Linked DNA regions of Homo sapiens: region 1 is linked to region 2. Evidence: chromatin loops called from intact Hi-C (ENCODE). Cell type or tissue: heart left ventricle. All regions are shown on one strand. Each heading gives the region's core, and the rest is flanking DNA. Links, peaks and the distances in the headings are about the cores only.

The links. Hi-C counts contacts between places; a loop is a spot of excess contacts. Peaks named below come from ENCODE experiments on the same cell type or tissue, not always from the same donor. Only the 100,000 strongest peaks of a DNase experiment are listed, where the experiment ranks them.
Region 1: a loop joins it to region 2, with 2.5 times the contacts of the local background. A loop is called at or near these places in 2 of 110 quality-filtered maps.

What each region holds. Positions count from the first base shown.
Region 1 is chr9:123,747,033-123,762,340 of GRCh38, reverse strand. DENND1A (DENN domain containing 1A) reads left to right here. Exons shown (of 24, transcript NM_001352964.2): 5 at 4,519-4,638. Among named protein-coding and RNA genes, the nearest start is that of DENND1A, 180 kb to the left of the region's middle. RefSeq lists enhancers at 8,242-8,291, 12,276-12,405. In heart left ventricle, for the core only: no CTCF peak of the experiment used is centred there; no DNase peak of the experiment used is centred there.
Region 2 is chr9:123,825,099-123,840,406 of GRCh38, reverse strand. The region is part of intron 2 of DENND1A (DENN domain containing 1A); the gene reads left to right. Among named protein-coding and RNA genes, the nearest start is that of DENND1A, 97 kb to the left of the region's middle. In heart left ventricle, for the core only: no CTCF peak of the experiment used is centred there; a DNase peak (open chromatin) is centred at 7,376; H3K4me3 peaks cover 838 bases.

The DNA of each region.
Region 1 (15,308 bases), core at 2,360-10,359, 76 kb after region 2:
TTGTTTTTCATATTCACCTAGGCACGGGAAGCTACAAGAAGCACAGCTAAGGCTGGTCTTGGCCCTGGTCTCCTGGGTTTATTTCTGGAGAACTTCAAATGTGGTCTCCCTAGCTTAGTGAAAAATATGGTTTTTTGTTAAGACAACTATCTGAATTCCTCGCATACCTTAGTTCCTTAAACCGAGTTGAAAGCTTCCCAGGGAGGATTTTCATTGTGTTTAGTGCAGCGTGGCAGAATGGAAAGGACTTTGAACCAGAAGTTGGCTTGGATTTTTGTCCTAGTCCTGATAACCTTGGAAAACAAAATGAAAGTAAACCCTAAATATCAGTTTTCTCATCTGTGAAACATGAGAATTGGGTGAGATGGTTTCTCCTAGCTTCCATCATCCTGAAATCTCTGGTTCCTTTGGAAATTATGGATGCTGAGGTAAACTCAAACTGCAGACTTTAAGGAAGCAGACCCTTTCCCCAAGGTCATTTTTATGGAGAAATAGTGAACACTCCCATAGACTACCCCAGCAAGTAGGAGAGAGAGAATGATAAATTCCTTGGAGATTCAGAACCCTTTTAAGTTAACCTCTTTGACTTCCCTTGCCAGACCTTTAGTTTATTGGAAATTGTCCAAGGAAACAATCTTTTAGAGCCTACTGGTTTTGGGCTTTTGTCGACTTCTACTTCACCCTACCAGGAATTAAAAAAGGGAATCAATTGAGAATAAGTACCTCCTGGTAAGCTGTGGCACCCCAAAAAGAATCTTTTTCACTGTAAGGCAAGCATCAGTCACTTGGTCACCCAGAGGACTAGCCTTTCCTGAAAAATATGCAACAGGCAAGAGAGAAAAGAAAGCAGACTTCTTCCTCTACTCACAGATATTATAAAGCTGAATCAGGAAGATTCTAAGCAAAGGCCTAGTTTTTAATGTGAGTTTTAGTTTTCACAGTTGGCAACAGCTTGCGTCCCTCTTTTTAATTGTTCCTACTCTGGACTGACCTTTATACTAAATTCTTTTCCATTTATTCTCAAAACATCCTTTGGGTTGGATGGTAGTGTCTCATTGTTATTCCAGGTGAAGAAACTCAGGTGCTTAAAGGTTTTAAGTAACTTGCTAAATTTAGTCAGTGATTGAGTTGGGATTTGAACCAGGTAAATGAGTAATGATTCTTTCTCTGAGCCTGTAGGGTAGCTAAACACATTTCCAGCATTTTTAATAGGAATAAAAAGAGAGTAGGAAATTAATGACACACAATTCACAAGTCAGGTGCATTCATTCTCTGTCTTTTTCCTGGAGAATCCTGGGTGTTTTCTTTTCATCGAGTCCTATCGATACCCTTCCTTTCTAGGATGATACTTAGTATTCATTTTAAACATTCTAGAAGTGAAATCAAAACCTGAGTTAAAACACTGAACAATCATATTTTGTATGATCACGTAGTAGTGTTTCTTAAAAGCACAACCTTATTTGTAACTTGGAATCATCCAGACCTGTTGCTTTAAATATTTTAATAAAACAGGATTTCCCCTCCCCCATTGAGGCCCACTTTTCTCCCCAATCACTTTAATTATGTGAGCTAGAATGCTGTTTCTCACACATCTTCAGTTCTCAACCTTGTTAAAATTAATCATATAATCCCCCTTTAAAACATAGTATTAAATCACCATAGTAACACAGTATCCAAGCTTTATGGATAAAACATAACAGGCATAGGAAGGTAGCGTTTGGTGTCCCCTTGACGGCCCTATAACTTTTATAGAAATGTGTTTCTTCTCCTGGCTGTGTAAGGTGGAGGGATAGCATTACTTACACCTGCTTTATGACCACGTTGCTTTTAAATTGCCACCTTGTTTTTGTTCACCTTCCTAGTTAAATAAGGAGAGTGGAACACTTTTTCTTTCTGAATTATTTTCTTGTACTCTCTAACCACTCTCTAAGAGATGGAGTTGTCTCCTTAAATATGACCAGGCAGAGTCCATTGACCTTTGTATTGGAATACCTTGAAAATTCCTTTAATTTTAATTATTTATGTGGCTGTATAAGGGAGTTTTAGAAAGTCTACCCTATCTTTGAAAACTTTATTCATATCATATCCAAAGACTCAATAAGAATTCTACCTTTGGAAAAAGCTTGGTAAACCATGATTTTTAAATTTCTTCTGATAATTTATAAAGTAATAATTGATAGCATAGATTTGACTATTTTACCAATTTGAATACACTTTGTAAAATACAATATGAGTTGATGAGTTCCTTTGAATAACTCAGTGTTGAATTCTAGCATATTACGTTAATATAAATTCATGTATTAGAATTTGGATTTTTTAACCAAAAATACCTTTATTTTAATCTTCAGAGAAAAAACTCTTTTCTTCTTTTTCTGAGATAATTACTGTAACTTACAAAAATGGATATACATCTTCAAAGGATTTCCCTTGAATGCGAAATTTAGCTTTATGGGATCTAAGCATTTAAAGGTAAAAAGCAAATTCTATTTTGTTGCCATTATAAGACAAAACTGAATCTAGCATAAGGTAGGGAAACCCATTCACTCTTCAGGTTCTTCTCTGACAGGAACTAGCATTGTTATATTATTTCCACTTAGCAAAATCTGCTCTAATTTAATTATACTTCTTCCTGGCCAGGCGGTAATCCCAGCACTTTGAGAGGCTGAGGCAAGCGGATCACTTAAGGCCAGGAGTTTGAGACCAGCCTGGCCAACATGGCAAAACCTTCTGTCTACTAAAAATGCAAAAATTAGCTGGGCGTGTTGGTGCACGCTTGAAATTCCAGCTACTCAGGAGGCTGAGACATGAGAATCACTTGAACCCGGGAGGCAGAGGTTGCAGTGAGCCAATATTGTGCCACTGTACCCCAGCCTGGGTGACAGAACAAGACTGTGTCTCAAAGTAATAGTAATAATAATAACAACAATAGTACTTCTTCCTTCTGGTGTGATTTCAAACTCAGTGACCTCTTCTAGTCCATCTTGACAAAGTCATCAACTCCTAGAAGAGTACCCACGATTTCTTAATGACTCTTCACCACAATGTGAATTCTTGAGCCTATACATTTGTCTACAAGCTCTAGCAGCAACAGCTGGGCAAGTAGGTGGTAGCCTTAGCCGCCATAACTGTGACGGAAGCGGGATGTTTAAATTTTTAAAATGGAATGAAATCCAAGCTAACTGGTAAACTGATTTTAAAAACTGGATTTTTAGACATTTTACAACTTTAAAAAAAGAGTTTGGCCGGGCGCGGTGGCTCACGCCTGTAATCCCAGCACTTTGGGAGGCCGAGGCAGGTGGATCACGAGGTCAGGAGATCAAGACCATCCTGGCTAACATGGAGAAACCCCGTCTCTACTAAAAATATAAAAAAATTAGCTGGGCATGGTGGCGGGCACCTGTAGTTCCAGGTACTCGGGAGGCTGAGGCAGGAGAATTGTGTGAACCAGGGAGGTGGAGGTTGCAGTGAGCTGAGATCACACCACTGCACTCCAGCCTGGCAACAGAGCGAGACTACATCTCAAAACAGAAAAACAAAACAAAGAGTTTCTGTAATCTGATTAGTATTGTTTTTAAAATTTTTAAAAATAGATATTTTAATGTTGCGTTTATGTGTGGTTTTTAAATTTTTGTATTGATATATTTTTAGCTTTTTTCCTTTAACGTCTTTCTTTAAAATGTTGTTTCCATTTCTTAGAAAACACCATGCAATGCTAGACATTTTGGTTATTTCTGTCCTCTAAAATAGGAAATATGTTTCTCATAAATTCAGAAATTATGAAAGATATAGGAATTTAGGAAAGTAACACCTAAGCTTGCCCTGTTTTCTTTCCAGTTTCAATTTCAGCTCCTCCTCTTTGTAGCTGTGTGAACGTGATTCAGTTACTAAGGATGTATTCTGGTCCTTAGTTTCCTTTTCTGTAAAATGGGAACATCCTCTAAATTCCATGGTTGTCCTGAGAGTCAGGGAGATGGTCTACGCATATATGATGTCTAACTTTGTGGCTGGCACATAGTAACATTTACCTTTTGCTCTGGCAAGCACTCTTATTTTCTGAACTAGGGAAGTTCTCAGGTGAGGATTGTTAGCAGCAAGCTGGTAGAGTGGCCTGTGGAATCAGCGCGAGGGTTAAAATCCAGCTTTTTGCCACTGATCAGCTGACCTTAGGCAATGCCTCTCTAGACTATTTCTTCATCAGCAAAATGAGGTTAATAGAGGGCACCTTTCGGAATTGATGGGCTGACTAACAGAGCTGCCTCAGAGACTGAACTCAGTAAGGAGAAGGTATGATAGCTCTGATTATTTGATTTCTGAGGTGGTCACTAGAATAGGCTGCTGGCTGTCTTTTTTTTTTTTTTTTTTTTAACTAGCTTACAGTCTGTTCCCTTGAAATGTGTAAATTTTAAGAGTTCCACTGAGAGAGGAAATGTTATAAGTTCAACGACTCATTGTGATTAGATACTTTATCAAGAAACTTACTGCACATTCATTTTCCCCTTTGTTCTGCCTTTGCTGCAGCCTCACAGTTAGCCAAGTTGGCCAGAACTTCACATTCGTGCTCACTGACATTGACAGCAAACAGAGATTCGGGTTCTGCCGCTTATCTTCAGGAGCGAAGAGCTGCTTCTGTATCTTAAGGTAAGGGAGAAGGCTTGGGCTGTTGGCTTGTTCTCTGAAGCAATGTCAGCTTCTGCATTGCTCTTCCGTAATTAAATCTTCCAGCTGTTCATTTCATTTTCCTATCTGTTTCCCACAAGTCACTGCATTTGGGGAGAAGGACTTCACAGTGTTGTTCTTGCACTGTAAGTTCTGCAGATAATTGTATTTATTTATTTGTATCACATCCCTTGGGTGGGAAAGGGGACCATCTCTTCTGAGTAGTTTGTGGAAGCCAGAGAGTCAGTGTGGCTTCAGTGCCTTCTGCTGTTATCTGGAGCTGTCAGAAATTAGCCTGTTAGACTTTCTCTTGGACATTTTGTGTATGTAAGATTATTAATAAAGTATGTGTCTGTAGCTCAGGACATCTTGCAGACACAGACTGTGTCCGCCTTAAAGTAACACCCTTGCCCCCTTTGGGTCGGTGAATGAAGAACTGTGTCCCATTTTGGCTACCTCTGTAGAGGTTTGAAAAAATTAAGAATCGTGTAAGAAGGCTTCTTCAGGTCTTCTAAAAGCCCCTCATACACCAGAGCCACACTTGCTTAAGGCTCTGTTTCCTCCTGCCAGAGGGGTAAGGCATGTTCTGAGGTGGGAGGATGTGTGGAAATCCGATTTTGGAGCTGCTGGCTCTGTGGACTCCTGCTGGGCTCCTCCTGAGGGGGAAGTAAAGGCATCCCCCATGCTCCCCTCTCCATCTGCCTTGGTTAAGTAGGTGTCAGAGGGGCCTGCCTCCTGTCTCTCTCTGCTCATGTGGAACAGCCAGGGCACAGCAGCAGGAGGTGCCCATGACAAAACCCGGGCCCCCAGGCTTGGGTTGGGCCTGGGCCTGGGAATAAAAGGCCAGACCCTCTATGGATTCCAGAAAGGGTAGCTCTCTGCGGCACTAGTCTCTGCACTTTCTTCTTCTCATCAAGAAAAGACTCCCCCACTGACTTCTGTTCCCCAAACCCACACACCCTCACACCACAGGGGAGGAGGGGCTGACTTTGGAAGTTCCCAAGCTCACTAACTGTCAATCTGGACTGCTATACATTTGCATTTCTCTACACAAATCTTAGTATCATTAGTGCTTTTAATCAGTGAAGTCGACTCTCTTCTGCACCAAGCATAGCATTTGTAACCTGGGCACAGGAGGATGACTGCTGGGGAGGCTTTAGGAAGGAGGCTGCTTTGGGAGATTCTGTGTGTTCTGTTGTTCTCAAGCACGCCTTAGTAGCCCAGGCCCAAGAATTACCTGCCCAGAGCATTAGAATTTGATGTAAATGATTATTTACATTTGGATTGAACAGTGCAGTCTTTTTCTTTTTAAAGAAAAATTTCTCTTTCAGTTTTGTCTGTTATATTTCAGCCCTGGCCAGGCCACTGCATATTTATACAGTTGACCCTTGAACAATATGGGTTTAAGGGTACTGGTACCCTCACACAGTTGAAAATCCACATATAACTTTGACTCCTCAAAAACTCAACTATGGCCGGGCACGGTAGCTCACGACTGTAATCCTAGCACTTTGGGACGCTGAGGTGGGTGGATCACCTGTGGTCAGGAGTTTGAGACCAGCCTGAGCAACATGGAGAAACCTGTCTCTAACTAAAAAATACAAAAATTAGCTGGGTGTGATGGCACATGCCTGTAATCCCAGCTACTTGGGAGGCTGAGGCAGGAGAATTGCTTGAATCCGAGACATGGAGGTTGCAGTGAGCCAAGATCGTGCCACTGTACTCCAGCTTGAGTGACAAGAGCGAAACTCCATCTCAAAAACAAAACAACACAAAACCCACAAAAACTTAACTACTATTCCATAGCCTACTGTTTACTGGTAGCCTTACCTGTAACATAAACAGTTGACTAACACATATTTGTATGTTGCATGTCTTATATACTGTATTCTTACAATAATTAAGGAAGGGAAAAGTTATTAAGAAAATCATAAGGAAGAGAAAATATATGTACTGTTCATTAAGTGGAAGTGGATCATCATAAAGGCCTTCATCCTCAGCATCTTCACACCGAGGAAGAAGAGGAGGGGTTGGTCTTGCTGTCTCAGGGATAGCAGAGGTGGAAGAGGTGGAAGGGAGGCAGGAGAGGAAGGTATAACTTTTACTTTAAAAAATCCACATATTGGCCAGGCACGTGGGCTCACTCCTGTAATCCTAGCAGTTTGGGAGGCTGAGGTGGAAGAGGAGGAAGGGAGGCAGGAGAGGAAGGTATAACTTTTACTTTAAAAAAATCCACATATTGGCCAGGCATGTGGGCTCACTCCTGTAATCCTAGCAGTTTGGGAGGCTGAGGTGGGCAGATCACCTGAGGTCAGGAGTTCAAGAACAGCCTGGCCCACATGGCAAAACCCCATCTCTACTGAAAAAAAAAAAAAGAAAGAAAGAAAATACAAAAATTAGCCGGAGTGGTGGCAGGTGCCTGTAATCCCAACTACTTGGGTGGCTGAGGCATGAGAATCGCTTGAACCCAGGAGGTGGAGGTTGCAGTGAGCTGAGATCATGCCACTTCACTCCAGTCTGGGCGACAGAGCAAGACTCTGTCTCAAAAAAAAAAAAAAAAAAATCTGTGTATAACTGGACCTCAGCAGCTCAAGCCTGTGTTGTCCAAGGTGAACTATGTATTCATTTGGAGGTGGTGAGGCTTAAACTGAGTTCTTAGAGTTTTGCAAAAAGGTTTTTCTCTATAATATGTTTGGGTTACAGTGTTTCTTTCTAAGCTGTGTGTGTGTATGTATATGTATATTCTAAACTGGCACTATCACTCAGCAAATTTTGATAAAAGTATTCATTTAAAAATTTACATTTGAATTTGCTTGTCTCTGATTCTGATGTGTGACTTTGTGTGCCTATACAAGTAGGGTCCTGGATTTCATATTTGTGAGAAGCCAGTTGAATAGTCTTCGTGCTTTCATCCTTTAGAATGAAAAATGGCAGCAATTGATGTGTTTTTTAAATCTGTTATAGTAGGTTAGAACTATGGAGAAAAATTCGGTGGGTTAATTCATTCATTTGTGTGTCAGTTCTTAATTGAATTCCTACTATTAGCTAGTCACTGTCCTTGAGTAGTTCCCAGACTAGCTGGGGAGATGGATGATCACAATACAGTATGCTGTATCTAATACACAGAATGATCCCAAGGCATAGTGTCGTCTTGCTGTTGCTTTTCTAGTGCCAGAGGATAGTGACTGTGGCTAAAAATAAAAGAGTCCTAGATGAATTGTGGAACATGAATTTTATGAGTATTTAATATGAGGGTAGAGAAGCTATCTTTTCCAGCTTGTGTGGAAATAAAGGGCACACCCACTGACACTTTCCCTCTGTTGGGTTTGGGAACATTGCTAGGCTGAGACTAGCATGTAAATGGAAGGGTTTACTGTTAAAGCTGGATGACTGGTTGACGGTGTATCCACTGGGGAGTGGAGAGGTCTGCCAAGAGAATGAGAGCTCAGTTTGGGTCTAGGTTACATTGTTGTATTGTCCTCTTCTGCTGCTCAGTCTCCTTGCTTCCTTTAGATACTTTCTCTTTAGTTAACCTGTGCCTTGAGGTCCAATCACCCTTCACAGTGTGCCCAGGGCTGTGGCTCAAGTCTGCTCATAAACTACCTCTACTTTTGCTTTCCATTTCTTCTCAAGGGATGTAGCTCTCAGTTATGGCATCTGTGCAGACGTAGCCCCTGTGGTTCCAGGATTTAGCTTCACTTCCTCCTTGTCTGACATTCCAAACTTCTATGCTTTCTGGTCCATGTGAACCACTCAACAGTCTCTGCTTTCACATGTTTACCCATCCTCCCAGACTCAGCCTAGGCACCTCTGCAGAGTAGCCTTCCCCATGTAGAGGTAATCATTCCCTCTCTGGCACACCCAGCGTGCTTTGCATTCTTTAGTTACACACTCATAACCTTGGTCCTCCTTTGTTTTCCTCCTATTGGAAGGTCAACTCTTCAGGGGTAAAGGCTGGATCTTAATTAACTATGCATGCATCTCCAGCAGTTAGTGTAGTGCTTATCCAAGATATTGTGTGCATTGGGATCAGAGACAGGGAAATGCATCAAGAATGGGAGGGCAGGGCACCAAAGACTTTGAATGAGAGGACAGGTGTCATGGGACGTAAATTCAGAGAGGAAATAAGAAATAGTTGTTGGAAGAAGTGTAGTTCACATTACCAAACTCATTTCATGCTAGTTGTAAGAGATGCACCTTTTAATCTCACAATGGAGGTTCAATATTGAGTGATAGACATTTTGTCCATGAAGGGTTAAGCCATCTGTATTTTAAAATTTAAACTTAATTTCACAATGAAAGGTTTTTAGACACCCTTTGTGCAACATAACCTACTTATTAGGTTCCTTTTTATTTTCTGTTCCTCCCCACTAGGGCATGAGCTCCATGAAGGCTGGGAATTTTTATGTTTTTTTCTCCTCCCACAAATACATCCAAAGTTTATTGAAGAATATTCTGGCACATAGCTGACATTCCCAGCTAGTCTGGGAACTCTTCAAGGACAAGGACTTAGCTAGTACTTGTTTTATGAAGGAATGAATGGGGAAATAAGCCCATGTTTATTAAAAAACATTAGAAACTTTGGTATGAACTCTTATTACCAGCTAACCTTGGCAGAAACCTAGTCGTACCAAACAAGTCCTATTAACACAAATGCCACTATAAATCAAATGCATTATTTCCTCCCATGGTTGACTAGTTCCTGCCACTGAAGAATTTTACTCCTCCTTGAGATTTGCCACATTATTTAATGAGTTCCTGGATGGGAGTTGATACTAAATTAAAAACACCAGCTAGGAGAACAGTAGTTACGGATTAGTTAGTCTCCATCATAAACACAGGGATGTGAGAGCATTTTAGCATTTTCATATTGTACCATCTGAGTCTGATGCAATATATGCATTTACCTCTGAAATCTTTAAATATTATAAAACAAAGTGACCTAGAATTGAAATTTGTTATGGCACTTGATATTTGATTTGCCCCAATGGCACATACTCCATCAAGGCCAAAACTGTAATGAAAGATGCGATTTCTAGCCAACTTCTAGTTCTGGATCAACAGAAGGAACACAGGAGTTCAAAGGTTTAAATTTGTGTTTGAGGGTTATGGGGAGATATGTCATACAATAATTAAATACCTTTTGTCTTTTATAAAGGAACTACACAAATATTTGCCCTACAGTTTTCTCCTGCTTCCATTGGGATCTTATTGAAGCTCTTAAGAAAGATTGAGTAACTGTCCTTACACCCAAATAAAACTAATTTTATTATACATTTTGGAAAGAAAAAACTTTTTTCCTCAAGATGCTGTCTAAATTTTTTTAGTTTAACTTTTTAAATTTTTATTCAATTAAAAAGTATCTGAGTACCTAGTATATACCCAGAATGGGCAATACATAACACTTGGTCTCTGGCCTTCACTTGTTTCAAGGTCCCTTAACATGAACACAGAGATCTAGCCCCAGATCTCCATTTGAAAACTCTTCAGATATCACACTCATCCAAGATTTTGATGAGCTGAACTTTCTGAACTTGGTAGTACAAAATGAAAAAAAAAAGTATTTCTTGTCATTTACCAAATATAAAATCTAATGTGCTTCTAGGTGCACTGTTCATGGACCACCTCTGATTTTGATATCCATCTCCCACTGCACTTCTGCTACCCTCACTCTTTTAGGAACTGCTCAATCTTTGGGGTGGGAAAATGTAAACAAGTAATGAAAACATAATGCGATCAGTGTTGTTTTAAGAAAACATATTTATGTGTAAGGTTCTTCAAAGTCACAGATTAGACAGTGCCCATCTCTAACTTGAGAATAAGGGAAAGTGTTGCTGATGAGTTCCAGTTAAACTGAGTCTTGCAGAATGAGTGGGGGCTTGGCTGGAGGAAAATGGGAGAACAGCTCTCTAGGCAGTGAGAACTGATACACAAAGTCCCCAAGAAATGAAAGGTATAGCAAGATGAAAGGATGCTGAGAATGCAGTGAGGGAGCAATAGCAAGAGATGATACCATCGAAGTCTGGGGTCCAATTGTGAGTGCTTCTGGGGCGTGCTCAAGATTTTAGATTTATCCGGTAGCAAATGGAATACTGTCAGCTGGTTTCGGGTAGACATTAGAGATGATGATGTTTTTAGACCAAGGCAAAAGTGATTTTTTGAATGTGAAATGTGCTTGGGTTTTTCTGGTTATTGTTTGAAGGGATGTTGCGTGTCACTTTGGAGGTAGCACCCAGATTTAGACTGGATTTTTCAAACCTCAACTGCAGGGGGTTTTTTTGTTTTCTTTTAAAAACAAGGATAGTGATTATCCCTTCTTCCATGCTAGTTGGCATATGGACTTGATTCTAAACCTGAGTGGTGTTCAGTGACAACCTTCTTCCTTCTGGAGCACTTTCTGATCTCAAGACTGGAATGACCATTGCATCCATTCTCAGCTGTGTTACATTCATTTTCACTCGAAACACAGAAAAGCTCCATTTCCACGGAGCAAAAAAGAAGCTAGAAGTAATAAAGGAGTCTGGCTTTAAGAACTTTGGCTTTCCTTGCTGACTGTTCCAGTGTTTTTAAACAACACATACAGTTCAGGAATAAAATCAAAGGACTCTGTTTCCTCAGGCAGGTGCGGTGGCAGAAGCCCTTTTGGGTTGTGTGTTAGCTGCTTTAGTTTAAAATAAGTGTTTGGGAGGTGGGGGAGGGAGTCGGGGAGGAAGGCTGTGGGGACAGCTCCCAGATTTTTACCTTGAAAGCAGGTGCTGCTGAAATATTCCAGAAACAGATGGAATCTCCTATTCTTGTTTTAAGCTGTTTATGGTTGTCTCGCCCGAGGGTACCCTGCTATACAAAAATGCACAGCCTGATGTTTGAGGGCAGTTGGGCATCAAAGCCGGGGCCCCTCTGGGAGAAATCAGCCTTTCTTCCCAGTGCCTTAAATGCCATTCTGGAAACCTGGGTCTTTCATACCGTTTAACAGAGGACTTTCCTTTGCCTTTTGAGTGTTTCTGTCTCTCTGGAACTGTTTGATTTCTTTTTAATTCTTCTCCTTAAAAGTAAGCTGGATACTGTGTTGTTCTTGTTATTCTCTGGATGGTCAGTTGGCAGAAGGCCCCACTGCTAAGGCAGATTGATAATTTCACCGACTGTGGGTCTCAGAACATGGCATCTGTCAGAAGCTGAACATAGAGGATGGGCCAGGGAGTCTGCTCTTTCCTAGGCCCAGGGCCCTTCTGAGTTCCTCAGTATTTTGAAAGGCTTGTGTGGGTGCAGGGCATGGGGTGCTCTTCAGAACATCAGTTTGTGGGAGTTTATAACTAGTTTTTCTGAATTAAAAAATGAAGTGGTTGGGGAATGTTGCATGTTTTATTGCCATACAGATGCCTTCATACTTAGAAACATATATAATCCTCTGGGGAGCCACAACTCAACAATAGTAACAAGCTGTACAGTTTAAAGAAAATCACCTTTGAAGAGAAGAAAGAGAAATAGCCGAAACTGCCCTTGCACTCCCAGTGGCCTGCTGTTGGAGGTTGATTTGAGGGCTGGGAAGCTGCGCAGTTGGAAGGACAGGTGTGTCTTCTGCAGTGGCCATGGGGGCTGGAACAAGCAGCCAGCCTCAGGCTGTCCACTGCAGGAGGAAGCTCCCTTTCTCCTCCTGATTCTTTTCAGAGGACACCAGCCTGGCACAGCCTTCCCTCAAGCAACCTGACCCTAGGGTTGTAGGGTATTTGTAACTCTAAGACTTTGGCTAAAAGGGATTTTTTATTTTTGAGACGGAGTGAATTCTAAACCTTACAAGAGATGTGATACTTTCTCTGTTTTGGAAACAGAACACTTCCTTGTCATTAATCCTCATGAAGCTTAGTACAGGGCAGGAAGTGAAACCACCTCAAGAACTCCAGGAGTGTAGTTCTGCCTTGTTTTTTGCTCTCTACCCACCCCCGCATTCTTCAATCATCTTGCTACCTCTAGTGACTGCTGCTGATGGCTCATGTTACTTCATCATTTTGAACATGGATAGACTAACTCTGGATAACTCACTACAGAGGATTTGGAGTGGAAGGCAGGAATTAACATTTATCAGCATTTATTTAATATGCCAGCTGGTTTATGTAATTTTCATTTATTTTTATAGCAATCTTATGAAATTATCTCCATTGTAGAGATAAAGGGATTGAGACTGAGAGAGATACAGTGACTTGCCCAAGATCTCAAGGAGAAAGTTAAGGAATCTGGTTTGGAAGCTAAAATCCAACCCAAAATTTATACTCTCAACTGCAAATTCTGTCTTCCTGCCACCAAAGCAACTTTTACTGCTTTCAAAAGGTTATTTGTCCTCTCTTTCTATATGTATATACTTAGTTTAAAAAGACATAATGGGTAGTTTGCCCTTGCAGAATGAACTCAGAGGTGAGCTTAAAGAGCTTTCAGAAATAATGTTCTACAGCTCACCCTCATCTTATAAATGATGAAAATGAAACATGAATGAGACAGGAAGATTTTTGTTCCAAGCTCTTTGGCTGGTGAATGACAGTCTTCTGACCTCCAACCCAGGGTTTTGCCCGTGATATGGCAATGATTCTTCCAACTCAGGAGAATGAGCCCAAGGCCAGCTGGAACTAATGTTTTTTCAAGACTCAGTAGCCCCTGGTTAGTGTCAAGGAGTCACATTCCCTTTTGGTTAGCATCATTATGAGCAATGTGAATAATCCAACTATGTGATTATAGAGTGAACAAGATGATCAGTTCTGTTTAAATCCGATGCAAGGTATGTTTGAATGGAAAACCAGTGAAATAGAGCCTGTCTTTTGAAAGGATCTCAGAATTCGACATGAGGGACCCTTTTTGGGAGATGAAAAAGCATTCTACAGGAGAGGCTCCTCGGTGCTTTTTGATTGAGTTTGAGTGTCAACAATTTTTCTTGGACCTCCCTGCAAGCCAGCCACTTTCCTTCAACAGCAATAAGCAGAAGGCATTTATCTGAGCCTGATCTTTGCTTTTCACTGGGTGGGAGGTAGAAAAGAAAATGGCTCAAAATACACCTCACTCCTAAAATTGCCCTTTGCTTCTAAGCTACACTCTTAAGAGCAAGATGGATTTGTGAATACAGGAGTCTGAATTTAAGTTGTCTGGCCCTTTCAGGGATCAGTTTTAGAAGCAGTAGGAAGCCTAACATTCTCTCCATCATGGAGAGGCCCCATAAGACTGCAATAATAGGTACTTCTTTACAGAAAAATCGTAGTACCATGATTGAAGTTTGAAGAAGTTTGAAGACTCTACAATTCTAGCAATCAATTATGAGCCACTTATTTTTAGGATGTTATTTTTTAAGATTATAAAGATACACTTTCTCATTAGAGAAATTTAGAAAACTGCAGAAAAGAAAAGAAATCTCTCATCCCACCATGCTGATAATGACTAAGGGTGTTTCCTTCCCTGAATTGGGATGGTGCTGTAGGTATAACTTTGTATCTAGCTTTTTCACTTATTAAATTGTAACCATCTTTACATGTCATTAAATATTCTTTCCTGAGAGTGTTTTTAACTACATAATTTATTTGTGTGAGATTGATTTATAATACAAGGAAAGAAGCTCTTAGTAATGTGAAAGAATATTTCTTGCTAAGGCTTATCTTCTTTTTAAAAATGCATTTGCTATAATGTTGTCATTCAGCTAACTACTTGGTATTTTTTTAAAAGAAACACTCAACTTTTTTTTTTATCTTAACATGTGAGCTATTACCTGATTCTTGACAATGAAGAATAGTTACTAGCTTCTGAAACAATGAACAGAAGAGTATGGAAATAGTATCAAAAGTCTTGGTTAAAATCAAGTGGCAAATAATGTGTTGAGTTTACGTTTCCGTATTTTATTTTGTATATTTACATCTTCAGAGTAAGTAATTTTATTAGCATGAGTTGTAAAATGCAAATTGTAACATTAAGGGAACTCTTTTGAAGTTAGATAGCAGTATAATTTTGAAATTAGAATATATTGCATTCTAAGTGAAAGCAAATTACATGTATCTTAAAACTTTACGTAAACTTATGGAATTTTTAAACATTGTGGAGAAAATTAAATTCTATATATTGTAGTATGCAGTGGAAATTAAGTAGGTTTTTATTTTCTACTCATGGACTTGAATCTACCAGTGATCTTATGCAAAACCAAGGGCAATTGTTGTGCTTTAGCTCAATCCACAAGTCTTAAACTACCACATAGAGATTTTAAATCCCTTATCTATAATACAAAGCAATATTTATTACAGAATTAATTCTGAGAGGCATCATTTATGGTTTCTAATCCATTCTATTTCAGATGCCTTTGAAGTAAAGTGGTGGAGTTTTGCATGTGAGGTTAATTGTCCTATTGTTCATTTATGCAGTCTGGTATTTTAACTACCTCTTTATGTGAATTAATGGACCCAAAATACAGCAAAAATGCTTGACTTGAAAAATTTTACATTTTTTAAAAACCGATTTAAGAGTGTGGTGGGAGAAGAAGTTGGGTGAAATTCAGTGTCCTGCAGTTTGTTGTCTAAGCTCCTTGGGATGACTGACTGATTTTTTTTTTATTTTAAGTTTTTAATTTTAAAATTCTGGTCCCATCAGAAAACAAGTTTTTAAGTGGTTAAAAAACAAAAAAACACTGCAAA
Region 2 (15,308 bases), core at 4,373-12,372:
TTGGTGCTTTTTTTTAAGTTTAAATAGTCTTTTTTTTTTGAGACAAAAAAAATTAATGAGAAGAGACAAAGAAACATCAAAGAGCTTTTTCCTCTGATTGCTGTGTTAGAACTTTTGCCTGAAAATAGGTTACATTCCTTCTGTTTTCAGCTGAATCCTCATTAACTTTACATTTTAATGATGTCCAGGGCAAATTACACCATTTATGGTCAGTACCTTAAAGGGATGCTTAAAGGGGACTTAAAAAAATTTTTTTTGAGTGGTGGATGTATTTACTCCAGGAATATAAATTGATCCAGAATTCTTGAAAAAAAAAAAAAATAGACAAAAACACTTGAAACATGGGGTCGATGTTCCATTTCTAACTATTATAACAATTTAATTCAAAAGAAATTATTTTCACCTTAAAGTAAATTAATCATTAAAGAACATTTATAATATTTGGGAGTATGCAACTGGAACCAGTGTCCTACATTTATTTTTGAAAATAGTTTCGGTTTCTCATTTACTTGGATTTAAATTCAATTCTACTGCTTAGCTTCAGAAATAATTCATAGGTGGTAGATGCTCAATAGGAATAAATGAAGACAGCTTCTCCCAGTTATGAAAAAAACAAGGGTGATTGAAATGCTAATATGTTGATAGACAGATTGTATTTGCACAAGAATGAGGGAATCTGCTGTAAGGTGGAACTCTTCACAGGATTCCAAATTATTCAATTTAAAAGAACAATATGAACTGTGGAGCTGTGCTTTCATTGTAAGCTTTGAATGCTTAATTATTATTAGATGATAAATTGGAATAAAGTGTCGTGTTGTGTCAAATACTGTTTATTTCCTTAACAATTATTGGATAAGTGGATTAAGGGAAATTGGCCTGTCTGTCGCGGAAACTGTAATTATGAGAATGCCCCATCTAACATCATGTATTTTATAAGGTTTGTACTCCTGTTTTTTAAATGTGTTTAATTGAATCCCTTCTGTGTGCCAGGCAGTGGGCTAATGTCCTTGTTAAGGCGTTTTTGAATACAAGGGGTGGAATTTCACTAAAACTAGCTCAGGAAGGGCAGGGATAGAGGTGGAGAGGTCTGTTGTACAGTGAAGGACAGGAAGCAAAACCAGCTGGGCTTCATGAGGACCAATTGGAACCGGAAAGTCATGCACCAGGGTGGCTTCATCTCTTTCATCATGGCTTTGCCTCTGCTGGCTTCCTTCGTTCACCACTTATCTTGGTAATGGTTCAAAGTGGTCTATATGATCTTTCAAGCTTGGCTTCCCACCGTTAACAGACACTTTTTGTCTGTACCCAAGGTCGATTCGAGCGTGTGGCTCAGCCCAGACCTGGATGGTCCCCGTGGCCTCCAGGTGCTCTGCTGCACTGCCCCTTCCGCGTGAGCAGAGTGAAACATGTCTGCATGGAAAAAGATATGGCTCTTGCCCATGTGTGGCTTTTTGTGGAGATGATAATACACCTAAAAAGATTATTTCTACTTAAATGTGCTATGGACTTCCCTATAAATAAAATATTTCCGTTATCTGCTGTATTTGCAAACTGAGGAAACAGTGGGAGGGTTTGGGCACTGCCACTGAGTGAGGGTGAAGTGATTTTCTTTCAGAATGAGGTTTTCCTAGGTAGGGCTTCCTGAGGGTCTAAATCCATAATTGGATCCTACTTGCCACTGTACAAGGAAACTGAATGTAGAAGGAAAAAGAAATTTTCTTTGTTAGGTTTTCTTTCCAGGTACCGCCTTGAATGATTGATTGGCCAACATATCTAATGCAATTTAAGGACATTTGGGAAATCTTTGGGTCTGATCTATTGTTACTAATGATTCTTGATATGGCTATTTTTTTTAAGTTGTCCAAATTTCAGTTTTCTAAGGATTCAGTTAAAGCACTAGCAGATTCTGCAATTGCTCCTCAAGTATCATCATTTTTCTTATAACTGAGTATTGAAATGGAGCAAAGCTCGTGGCTGTAACTTAACGTTTGTTAAGCTTCTATTTGCTTTATATATATGTATATACATATTATATATATACACGCACATATACACATACACAGACATATACATATATACACAGATGAACAAGTATGTGTGTATTTTTTCTTATTCTTCCTGGAGCCCATAAGAGATTAATTATTGTCCTCATTTTATAAGTGTTACAAACCAACGCACAGAAAGATGAAGTAACTTGCCTTAAGGTAATACAGCTAGTAAGTAGTGGATTGTTGATTCGATTCTAGGTCTGTACTGTGCTGCCTGTGTCTATAATAGCTCTGCTTAAGGTTAATGGTTAGGTTGTGTTTCTGGAATGCTCAACTTCTCTGTTGGAACAAGGTTTTGCATCAGTATGGGTTGGTTAAAAGCGTAAATTCTGGTTCTGGTACAGCCAGTTTATAAGCTGTGTGACGATAGGATGTACAAGTTGTTTCGTATTTTTAATTTATAAAATGGGATTATTAATGGGTCCCATCATAGAGGTTTCATAGGAGGAATGAAAGAAATAGTACAGTCTTTTTGCCACAACATGTGCAGGAGCAGTGTCAGAATAGTGTAGAAATTGCATTGGTTTATATGTTTTATGCCATCAGGTTGGATTAGCTGAAGTCAAAGTAGACTAGCACTGTTTTTCTTGGTCTTTACATTTGGGCAGGTTCTCCACTTTCTCAGTTTTTTTCCTTTTCTTTAGGAAAAGAGGTGCTGACCTTGAGGTTTAGGTTGAGATTGCCATGATAGAGTCAGGGCTCCCAAATTGTGCTTTTAGCCTTCTTTATATAGTGTTGAACAATAATTTTAAAATAGTTTGGTGTCTCAGTTTTCAGAAAAACTACATATGTATAACGTTTTTATTCATACCTTATCCCTGGATAGTAGTATCTGGTTGAACAGTAATTTTAAAATAGTTTGGTTTTTCAGTTTTCAGAAAAACTACATATATATAATGTTTGTATCCATACCTTACCCCTGGATAGGTATCTGATTGTTTCTGGGTTATGCTAATGCAACAGGACTATTTTGAAGTTGTGTTTTCTCCTTTAACTTGACCTGGTTTGTTGAAAGATGGTCGATCCTCTTGGGGGCAGGCAAGGGGGTGCTAATTGTGAAGTATCTTTGTTGAGTGATGAGACACTGGTGTCTGTGAATGTAGTGGAATGGTGGGATCGTTTGATTATTCTAATTGCAGACAATCTAGGAACATAGGAAAGCAGCATGCAAAACATAAGATGCACAGGCTTTATCCTCGGTTGGGAGGAGTTTAAATCCTGACCCTTTCTTGGCCAGTAAACTGACTTGGACAAGGCACTTGACCTTTTTGGATCTCAGTTTTCTCATCAGTAATATGGAATTACTATCCCCTTCCTATTTTATTATCTTGAGAATTTAATGGCATAAGAAATGTAATAATATGAGGTATTCAGAGTACTTTCCTCGTAGTAGGTATTCAATATATGTTTAGTAAGGGAACTATAGAAGATAACAAATGTAGTTGTATTGTAGCCTATTTTATGCAATAAATATTCCAAAACGTTTTATATTACTATTTTTGTAAATTATCTGTTAAATGAAACAGAAAGGGAATGAACTTCTTTTGAAAAAGTCTGGGAAATTTTGTAATGTGAATAAACAACTTTTATTTGTAAGATAACATTAAAAATTATTTATAAAAATGTATACCTGTATACATTTTTCTGTATAGAAATTTGTTATATGCAGTAACATTTTAGTATTTCCTCAAATTTGAAATGAATATCATGTGATATTAAGTCACTTAAAAATTCTCTAATATGAGATATGAAAAACTTAGACTCAAACTATAATATATTTTACTTAACCACCTTTTTGGCTACCTTTCTTTTGGTATTTTATTATATATCCTTTTTATTTTTGTAAAAAAGTATATTAGCTTTTTTCTTCTTAACCGTATTTTTCCCCTCTATAATTTGACTGAAGAAATGAACTTGTGTTACTTTTTCTCTCATATTAAGCCAAGTCTGGTGAATAAAATACCCATAGTCAAGAAATTTGTGTGAGCTTGGCTGCACTGTGAACTCCCTGATTTCCTTCAGTCTTGTTAATTCATATGTGAGCCCAGGGGTATTATTGCCCATTAGCCTTTCCTCATAGTTATTTTATGAAAGTGCACAATTAATGTGAGAGTGTCGTGAAACCTTTGGAGACAGTGCCCTGGACATACTGAGGTAAATTTTGTTCAAAATCAACAGATAGCACCCTACTGTAATCTGCTAACAGCTTGTTTATCTAATTGTCAATAAAATTTCTGGTTCAGGAAAGAATTTATGTTATCCTGAAACTTAACATACCATGTCCCCGGAACCAAGGAGAAATAATAATAGTAACTGCCAAACACCTACTGTGTGTCAGACACCCTGCTGGATACTTTACACACAGATCTCTCATTCTCAAATTCTGAGATAGCCCTTCTTCCTCATTTTATTGAGGGAGGTTGAGAAAACAACCCCTAACCATCTCACTTTTGCCAGGCTTCATAGCTGAAGCTCTCCCCACTTTTATATAGCATATATACCATATACCACTTTTTACCATATCCTCAGGAAGCCCAAAGGACCTAACAGAAGTCAGAATGTATTTTGATGGAAAGTTAGTGATTCTTTTCTACTAATTTTTTTCTATCGGAGTGAACGAAGTGTGTGGTGGAGGAGTGTGTTTTGAGAGTTTTTGCAGTAGAAAGGTACTCAGGTTTTTTCTTTTTTTTTTTTTTTTCCTGGAAATCAAGAGGAAAATGCAGATATCCAAGATAAAGAGTTAGGTAAACGAATAGTAGTTTGTGGATAGGGTCTAGATGAACTAGACTTCTGGAAGGATCCTTTGATTTTTGAAATGTATTATTATGATTGGATAGTTGTGTGTGTGGCAGTGGTGAGGGCTGTGATGAGTGTGCTTGACCATTATAAAACTACCTTCATTACTAGAGGGACACAGATTCCCCCCACCTCTACCATGATTGTATTGTTGAAAGCCGCCTTTTATCATTTTGCTGCCATATGTGTTTGTGAAAATCAGCTGCGTTGTAAAAATTCTTACTTCCTGGAAACCAGAAACCCATTCAGCTAGTGTCCCTACCCTGACCACTTCCTCTTCGTTATTTCTAAATGACAGTGCTATTCTGGTAGCATTCCAGGCGTTCATCTAGCTAGGATTCCTTTTTCACGTTTGCTATTTGGTGCATTTTCTCCTGTTTTATTTGGTTTCATTGTCCTGATTAGTTCACCGAGTATAATAGAAGAGACATTTGCTTTTTTTTTTTTTTTTCCCCTCTAAAGCAAGTTATTTTAGAGGGAGAGTTTACCAGTGATAAGAGCTGTTTATGTCCTGAGCGATTGATTTGTAATTAATGTTGCCTGGGCTCTTGCCTGTTGGCAGAATTGGTAACAGCTTGCAGTATTTTTTAAATTCTCTTTTCTTTTTGGTATTTTGACAATGTCATTCATATCTCATGAAAAACTACCTCAGACAGGTTAAATGTGTTAAAACATGGAACGAAAAGGATGGAAGGAGACCCAGTGCTGCCTAGAAACCTTGATCTTTTGCCAAAGTATTTAAACAATTTAGTGTTTTGGTTTCCTAGCTCCAAGCTGCTTCTCAAATCCCTTGCTAATTAATCCAGTTAATGCTTTGTAGACTTACTATATGCGGTGCTTTGGCTTGCTCGTCTATCATTGAGAAGTCCGTTTTGTTTCTTGGAGAAAACCTAAGCTCTGTTCTGGTGCAGAGCTATATACAGGGCTTATGACGTGTGAGTAGTTTGGGGCCTTTAAAACCCGTATGCATGTGTATCTATGTAAGCATATATATACGTGTTCTCTGCATTTCATAGTCCTTAGGCTTAAAATTTTAAAATAAAGACACAAAGTAGAAAATAGAAATCAGGTATTTCACACCAAACCAATGAACTGATTGAAAGCTCCCTCTGCTACTTGCTTTGTTAATTGTGCAAATTATTTGATGTCTCTAAGCCTCAATTTCCTTATCTGTAAAATGGGGGAAGATAATTTATTCCTCCTCATAGTATTGTTGTGAGGATGAAGTGAGTTTCTTATATACTTAGCAAGTGTCCAGAACACAGTAAAGCTCAGTAAATGATGACTGCTTTTATGATTCTGTTGTGACCCTTATGTGTTGAATAAATTAACTTCTTTTGGTGCTTGCTGAATTGTGGAGGAGGTAGATTCCTTTTATCTATTTTCTTTTGGCAAAGGTATCAAATGTCTCAATTTGTATCAAGGATTTAAAAATCAAGCATTTGTTCATTTAACAGTAGTGATAATAAAAAATAGACAACTGTATTCTATTTGAGCCTGTTTTTTTTGAGACAGAGTCTTGCTCTTTCGCCAGGCTGGAGTGCAGCGGCGTGATCTCAGCTTCCTGCAACCCCCGCCTCCCAGGTTCAAGCAATTCTCCTGCCTCAGCCTCCCGAGTAGCTGGGACTACAAGCATGTGCCACCATGCCCAGCTAATTTTTGTATTTTTAGAGAGGGGGTTTCACCGTGTTGGCCAGGATGGTCTCGATCTCTTGACCTTGTGATCTGCCCATGTTGGCCTCCCAAAGTGCTGGGATTACAGTCATGAGCCTCTGTGCCCGGCCTGAAGCTGGTTTTAAGACCCATTGATGTGAGTTATCAATACAAAAGATCTTTCTAAAGTCTGAAAGGTGAATATCTCTCATTTGCTTACTAGAAAGCTTAGGTGCAGAAAAATATATAGGCTATTTCTTTTTCCCAGTTAAATAATTACATCAAACATGGAGGCACATTCAGGACTATTTACTGCTAGTGAAGCTCATGATGACTTTTTTTTACTAACCATTTCTGAAATTCATGTATTATGCCTAAAAAAGCTCAGAGTAGGTCTTGGGAATTAGGAATTGGCAGGGTTCTCACTTGATCATTATAGGAAATTTCACATTTCTCCCCCCTAAGGAATTTGTGGAGAAAAAAATTGTCTGCCAAAAAGTGTAAAATTCTGATTTTTTTTCCAGCTATTTGTTTTTGTTTTTATGTTTAGAAAAACTTTTTTATAACATGAAAAACAGGAACAAACAGGAAAATGCAGAAATACAAGTTAACAGTTTGATGGATTATCACAAAGTTAAAACATCCAGGTCAAGACATAGAACATTAGTAAGCATCTTGCCAGCCATCCTTATGTGTCTTTCCAAACACCATTCCCTCAATTAGAGAACCATTACCTTTTTGTTTTTTTTTCTTTCGTTTCCTTTTTTTTTTTTTTTTTTTTTTTTTTGAGATGAGGTCTCACCATCGTTCAGACCGGAGCGCAGTGGCGCAATCATAGCACACTGTAGCCTCAAACTCCTGGGCTCAGAGGACCCTCCTACTTCAGCTTCCTGAGTAGTCGTGACTACAGGCATGGACCGCTCCCCCGGACCCCCAACCTGGCTAATTTCCTGCTGTGCTGCCCAGGCTGGTCTTGAACACCTGGGTTCAAATGGTCTTCCCACCTCAATCTTCTGAGTAGCTATGATTACAGTGTGAGCAAATGTGCCCAGCTAAAACCATTATCTTAACTTCTAATAGCATTGATCATTTTTACCTGTTGTTCAACATATATACATGGAGTTATATAGATGGAGTCATGAGTGTATTTAATATTTTACTTGGTTTCTTTTGCTCAACAATTGTATTTGTGAGATTATCCTTGTGTGCACCTGTAGTTTGCTCCTTTTCATTGCTATACACTATTCTGTAATATGAATATGCCACAATCGATCCATTCTACTGTCTGTAGAGATTTATGTTTCCCCTTTGGTTTTGGTTATTTCAAATAATGGAGCTATGACATTATAGTAAATATATCTGGTGTTTGTATACTCCCACTTTTGTTTGGTATGTACATAGGAGTGAAATTTCTGGGTCATATTGTTTGTGTATGTTTAGCATAAAATGCCAAGTTTTCCAATGTGGTGGAACTGATTTGCATCCTCATCTGCTGTGTGAGCTCCTCTTGCTCTATATCATCACCAACACTTACTATTAAAGGTCTTTTTAATTTTAGCCATTCTGAATGAATGGGTAGTGTATTTTGCTTTGGTTTTAATTTGCATTTTCCTGATTACCCATGAAGTTGAACATCTTTTAATGTACCTGCTGGTTATTTGGCTATGTTGTTTTGTTGTTATTTTTAAGGAATTCTTTGTATACTCTAGATACAGTTTCTTTGGTTATGTGTTATAATTTACCTTGTACTCTGTGCCTTATCTTTCCACTCTTTTAAAAGTTAATATTATTTTTAATTGACATCATAATTTTATATATTTATAGAGTACAAAGTGATGTTTTGATATATGTGTACAATGTGGAATGATTAAATCAAGTGAATCAACATGTCCATCACCTCACTTATTATTGTTATTGTTTTTTTTTGGAGATGGAGTCTCACTCTGTTGCCCAGGCTGGAGTGCAGTGGCATGATCTCAGCTCACTGCAACCTCCGCCTCCAGGGTTCAAGAGATTCTCCTGCCTCAGCCTCCCGAGTAGCTGGGATTACAGGCACTCACCACCATGCCTGTCTCATTTTTGTACTTTTAGTACGGACAGGGTTTCACCATGTTGGCCAGGCTGGTCTTGAACACCTGACCTCAAGTGATCTGCCCACCTCAGCCTCCCAGAGTGCTGAGATTATTATTTTGCCATATGAATCTTCAGTAGGCATAGCACTATTTATTGCAAAGATCATCCTTTCTCTACTTTTCCACATTGCCACTTTCATTAATCAAATGTCCATGTATGCAGGGGTCTCTTCCTGGTCTCTTTATCTATTTTACCACTACCAGCTGAATGAATTATTGAAGCTTTATAATAAGTTCTAATACCTAGTAGACTAAGTCTTCCCATTTTGTTATTGTTAAAAGTTTTTTCTTGGTTATTATTGGTCTTTGTAGTTTCATATAATTTTTGAATTGGTTTGTTAATTTCCCTTAAAGTGCCTTGCTAAGATTTGTATTGGGATTTCATTGAATTGATATAAATGTGAGGAGATTTGATTATTTACATATTTAGTCTTCACATGAAGACTATATAATGAACATGACAGATTCCTTTATGTAATGTAGGTCCTTTTGTCATTTCTTTCAGTTATTATAGATATTCGTGTATAAGTCTTGCTTATTTTCATTATATTTATTTCTGGGTATTTAGTGTTCTCTGCTATTGTAAATGGTATCTTTGAATTTCATACTCTAAATATTTGTGGATGTGTTGAAATACAGTTAAATTTTGAAACCTGACGTAGTATCCAGCACATTTGCTAAGCTGTTTTATTGATTCCAATAATTTATCTGTAGATATTGTATTTTTTTAAACACAATCATGTTGCCTGCAAATAATAGTTTTATTTCCTCTTCTAATCCTTATGCCTTCCTTTCTTGTTCTTATTACGTGGGCTTAAGACCAGCAGTATAATGTTTAATGAGATTGATGATGGCAGGATTTCCTATTCTTTTCTGGTTTTTTTTTTTTTTTTTTTTTTTTTTTCATTTTTGAGATGAAATTTCACTCTTGTCACCCAGGCTGGAGTGCAGTGGGATGATCTCGGCTCGCTGCAACCTCTGCCTCCCGGGTTCAAGTGATTCTCCTGTCTCAGCCTCCCGAGTAGCTGGGATTACAGGCGTCTGCCACCACACCCAACTAATTGTTTTGTATTTTTAGTAGAGATGGGGTTTCACCATGTTGGCCAGGCTGGTCTCAAACCCTGACCTCAGGTGGTCCGCCCCCCTCGGCCTCCCAAAGTGCTGGGATTACACTTGTGAGCCACTGTGCCCGGCCCTCTTTTCCCTGTTTTGAAGGGAAAACTTTCCACATTTCACCTTTCAGTACCACGGTGGCTATAGGTTTTTTTAATTGAGTTTTTTGATTGATTTATAACTCACATATAGTAAAATGAACAAATCTTAAGCATACAGTTTGAATTTTGAAACATGTATACACCTGCGTAATTAACACCTCAGTCAAGATGTAGCTCAGTTTCCCATATACTCTTCTCTTTATTTCCAATTCCTTTACCCCACCAGAGACAACAACTGTTCTGATTTATGTTACCATAGATTAGTTTTGCTTTTCTTAAACCTTATAGAAATGGTATTCTATAGCATTTCCTTACAGAAATGGAATTCTCTTGGTTCTGGCTTCTTTCACTCAACATAAAGATTTTTTGAGAATCATCCATATTGCTTCACCTATCAGCAGTTTATTCTTTTTACTGGTAAGTAGTATTCCATTGTATAAATATTATAATTTGCTTATCCATTTGGATGAACATTCAGGTGAGACACAGTTTTTAAAAATAGATAACCTTTATCAGATTAAGACATCTCCTTTGTGTTATTGGAATAAATTCAAGTAGGTTGTCATGTATTATTATTTAATATATTGCTGCATTCCTTTTGCTAAAATTTTGTTTAGAATTTTCACATCAATGTTTAAATGAGGGATAAATTTCCTTTCTTGCATTGTCTTTAGATTTTAGTATCAAGGTTTTACTGGCCTCAAAACGAGTGTTTCCTCTTTCTCTATTCTCTGGAAAATTTGGTGTGATATTGATATGTGTTGTTCCTTAAAAGGTTGGAAGAACTTACTAATGAAGCCATAAGAGCTTGTAGTTTTCTCCATTAAACATGTCTTAATTATGTGTTCCCTGTATTTAATAGTTATTATACCTATTCAGGTTTTCTATTTCTTCTTGTATCAGTTCTTTTTTTGTACCTGTTTCCTTGTTTTTTATTTCTTCTTTTGCCTTTTATTATCCATCTGTTTGATTTTCTTTTCCTATCTTCAATATTTGTCACTTTACTTTGAATCCCTTTTAGCTATTTCCTCAGGATTTTTTGAATTTATCTCCTTTTACCTTCTGTTTCTCTTAAGGCATTATCTGTTGTGGTTTGTTGTTGTTGTTGTTGTTACTGTGTTTTCTCTAATTGGTTTTCATATTGGAGATGATTTTTTTCTTTTAAGTCTGAATTTTTTTTGTGAGTTCATCACCTCATTTTTACATTTTTGTAATTCTGATTTGTGTATTATTTCATGTCATGTGTAATTTTCTTAAAGTATTTTAACTAATTTGAAAGGAAGGTTATGGTTTTTATTTTGTGTTGATGTTTGTCTATCATGCCTTCATTGTCTCTAGGGACATTAGTCTGAATCTTACTCTGCTTTTTCTAATCATAACTTCCTATAGGATCTTACATTAACACTCATTTATTGCTCATTTATATGTGAAATTAGTTTTTCTGAACCTTTAGGAGGAGAAGTAGGTAGCTGTTATACTTCACTGAGCTATCTCTTGTAAAGTTTTCCTGTGATGCTTAAAAGCATATGATTTGTGGCCTAATCTTGCCTGGCTCCGTTCCCTTCTCCTGCCTTTTCCTGAACTTTTTCTTTATTTCAGTTCTGTGGTCTCTATACTGTTCAATTTTGATTTTACTTCCAGAAGCTTCACTTTGCTGTAGGTCCTTGTCCTAGAAGAGATCCCTATCTTTGGGAACTCAGAGTTTTAGAAACTGTATGACAGTTCTGCAACCTTCTTGTCAGAATCTCAGTTTGGTTTTTGATATTTTCATTGGGTATAGAAATCTAGCTTGGCATTTATTTTCTTTCAGGATCTTTAAAATATCATCTCATTGTCTTCTGGCTTACATTGTTTCTGCTGGAAAGTCATCTGTAAGTCTTATGGGTGTTCCTTTAATGGCAATTTTTTTTTCTTTTTTTTTTTTGGCTACTTTTAAGTTTTTCCTTTTCATTTTTAATTTTTAGCAGTTGCACTATGATTAGTGTAGGTGTTAATGTCTTTGCATTTGTCCTGCTTGAGGTTTAGAGTGTTTCTTAAATCTGGGATCTGATTTTTTGGTATGAATTTTGGGTATTTCTTAACATTACTTATTATTTCTTGTAAGCCAATTCTCTTTCTATCTTTTTTCTGGGACTCCCAATGACATACAAGTTAGGCCTAGTCACAGTAGTTCATATATAACTTACTCTCCCTTCTCTTTTTCAGTGTTATCCATTTGGGCTTAATCTGGATATTTTTTTCTGACCTATCTGTTCACTTGTTTTTTTCTTCAACTAATCTATTGTCCACTGAGTTATTAATTCATTTTTTTGTTCTAAAATCTAATTTATCAGTTTTAATTTTATGCAAAACTCTCAATCTTTTTAAACTTTCTTCCCCTCCCTGTCTTCCATCTTATCTCCCTCTCTCTCTCCCTTCCACGTCTTTCTTTCTTTCTCATATTGAGCAAAGTTATTTCAGTCTGTGAAATAACTGTGTCTGAGGCCAGTATTATTTGAATCCCTTCTGGGTCTGTTTCTATTGCTTTGAATCTCTGTTGTCACCTTTCTTTTGTCCCTGTTTACTTCGTAATTTTTTATTGAGTGCCAATTGTTGTATATTCAAAACCAGGTATATTTTAAGGTCTAGGGTAATATTATCCTCCTCCAGAGAGGATTTATATTAATTTTGTTTTTTAAGGCTAGTCATGCTAGCAATTGTCTCATCCCCTTGCTCCATCCTTCCTTCCTTCCCAATTAGGGGTTTAGGTGATTTGAAGATGGGCTTAGTCTCTGAGGATTCATCTATTTCCTTTTTACCCATCTCATGAGGTATAATTATTTGAGGTCCAACCCAAAGCCTAAAGCACTTACTGGGACCTCTTCTATTCTGTGGGCCCTACAAAAAATTACAGTTTTGTCTTCTTCATCCTGTTGGGGATTTGAAACCTCTGATCACCTTTGAGCCCCTTAGTTGCCTCTTCAGTAATCAGCCCATATCCTTGGGAGAAACATGTTCTTAAATGCTAGAATTTTGTGTCTGTGTGTACATGTACATGTGTGTGTGACAAGGTCTCACTCTGGTTGCCCAGGCTGGAGTGCAGTGGCATGATCATGGCTCACTGCATCACCAGCCTCGACCTCCCAGGGTCAGGTGTTCCTCCCACCTATATATATATATATATATATATATTATATATCCATTAATGAAATTATTCAAGGTCACAACAAAATCTTTTTCCTGAGGCCACTAAATAATCTTATTCTAGTTCTTCTTTTCTTTCAGACTTAGGACTTTAGGCTAACAAGTACCCTGACATTATAAGGCAGGTATACAGGAACTATAAGTGAAAGAGAAAAGAGGCCAAATAGGATGCATGTGATGTGGGTGTATATGTGTAATATAGACTGCAGAAAACCTATAATTAATTTTTTATATGCATGAATAACTACATATGAATCCTCCCACATAATTAGTTGAGTTGTGTTGAGTTCTTTTTCAATGGAAAAATATTTTTTCAGGAATTTGTCATACATTACAAGCTTTGATTTTTTTTAAGCTCTCTACATGTAGATGTATACTTTTAAATCCACACTGTATAATTAATCATGGGTTTGTTGGAATTACAGAAGTTATTTTCTAGCTTTAAGTTAGGTTTACATTATTGCTTATTTCTAGAGTCATACTTTGTATTTCCTCGTCTGTTTCTATAGTGCTTTGTACCATCATCAGTTTAAAAGAAGAGTTTAAAGAATGCTTTTTGATAGGCCTCCCACTAAGAGAATCTAGTTGGTGCTTAATCCTCACACCTGATAAATGGGTGAGATGCTTGTCCACAGGGCTGTGCAGAAGTTGCAGGTTTTGGGAACATGGCAGATGGGACAGAGTGGAGAATAGGTTTAATTAGAGGGGAAGCCAAGGGGTATCTTGAACCAAGTCTGAGAGGCAAGGTGAAAAGGGGAGAGCTAATACTGAGAACCTCAGCCAAGAGAATCAAGGGTATCATGGAATGTGGTGTGAGGAATGGTTTGATACAAGTATTCTGGAAGTAAGGTGGAGGAAAGGAAATGTGTATTGCAGCAGTGGCTTGAGGGGCATGGGGGAGAACATGGTGGCTTATAGGAGTCTTTCTGGCCCAGGACATTAGGAAATACTTTTTATTTATTTTATTTTTATTTTTATAGAGACAGGGTCTCGCTCTGTCATTGTGCTGTAGTGCAGTGGAGTGATCACAGTTCATTGCATCCTCCACCTCCCAGGCTCAAGCAATCATCTGACTCCAGCCTCCTGAGAAGTTGGGACTACAGGTGCAAACCACTGCACCTGGCTAATATTTGTATTTTTTGTAGAGATAGGGGTCTCACTTTGTTGCCCAGGCTGTGGAAATAATTTTTAGAGTCCATAGTTCACATCAAGGATCTTTTGTATTAGTTAACTTCCCCTAGCTTATGCTGCCTGAAGAAATTAACAAAAAGGACCCCAGAAATCTCAGGGGACTGAGAAAAACAAAAGTTCATTACATTCCTACAGTACCTTTTGGTTATAGCTCTGCTCTAGGGTCAGCTTTGACTCTCACTCAGGTATCCAAGCTGAAAGAGCAGCCCTCATCTGGGACATCCTTTTCTCATGGCAGCAGAAAAAGAAAACTGATGGAACCATGTGATAGCTCGTAAAGCTTTAGCTGCAAATTGGCACAGGCCACTTGCATTCACATTTCTTTGGCCACTGCTTTCACAGAGAAGGGCACTGTAAGTCACATGCCAACAGGCAAGGATGTATAATTTTCTCCAGGAAAGAGGGGTGAAAAATCGGATACAAAATTACAGTCAACCACATCTTCCTTTCTGGATGAAACTTTACATGTGATAAATATACACTCTTACAGAATTAGATACAATTTACCATTTTATATTGGCTTTTAAGATATGCATTTTCTCCCAAGTTAAGGTCTGAAATCGTGATGCATCTTACGGTAGATGGGGTCTTATAATCACTGCAAGCCAGGCAGCTGTTGTGATGTCATTGCCTAGGCATGAGAGAACTTGGCTGCTAGTCCTGGTGGTAGGATTGGACACCTGCAACCATTGACATTTCAGGATCATTTGAGAAAGGAATATGAGTCCTGACTTTCATTTGAAAATTTTCTGTTGACACCCCCTAGTAAGATCAGCATCCATTACAGAATGGGTGTCACCAGCTTGAGAAAAAAAATCTCAGAGGCAGTAGTTGCGCTTTTCTTCTTTTTTCTTTTCTTTCTTTTTTTTTTTTTAAAAGAAGAGCTGTGTCATCAGTGTTCCCAGGAGCATTGGGAACACGAATACTTTCACTAATTGATTGTGCTTATGTTTTACTTTTTATGTATGTATAGTAGTATTATATAAAAAATCTAGAGAACTGTATCAATAAGTGTAAGTTAATTTTACGTGATAAGAAACCATGGTACCAAACTTTAATTGCTCTCTCTTCTTTTTTGTTTTGGTGTTTCA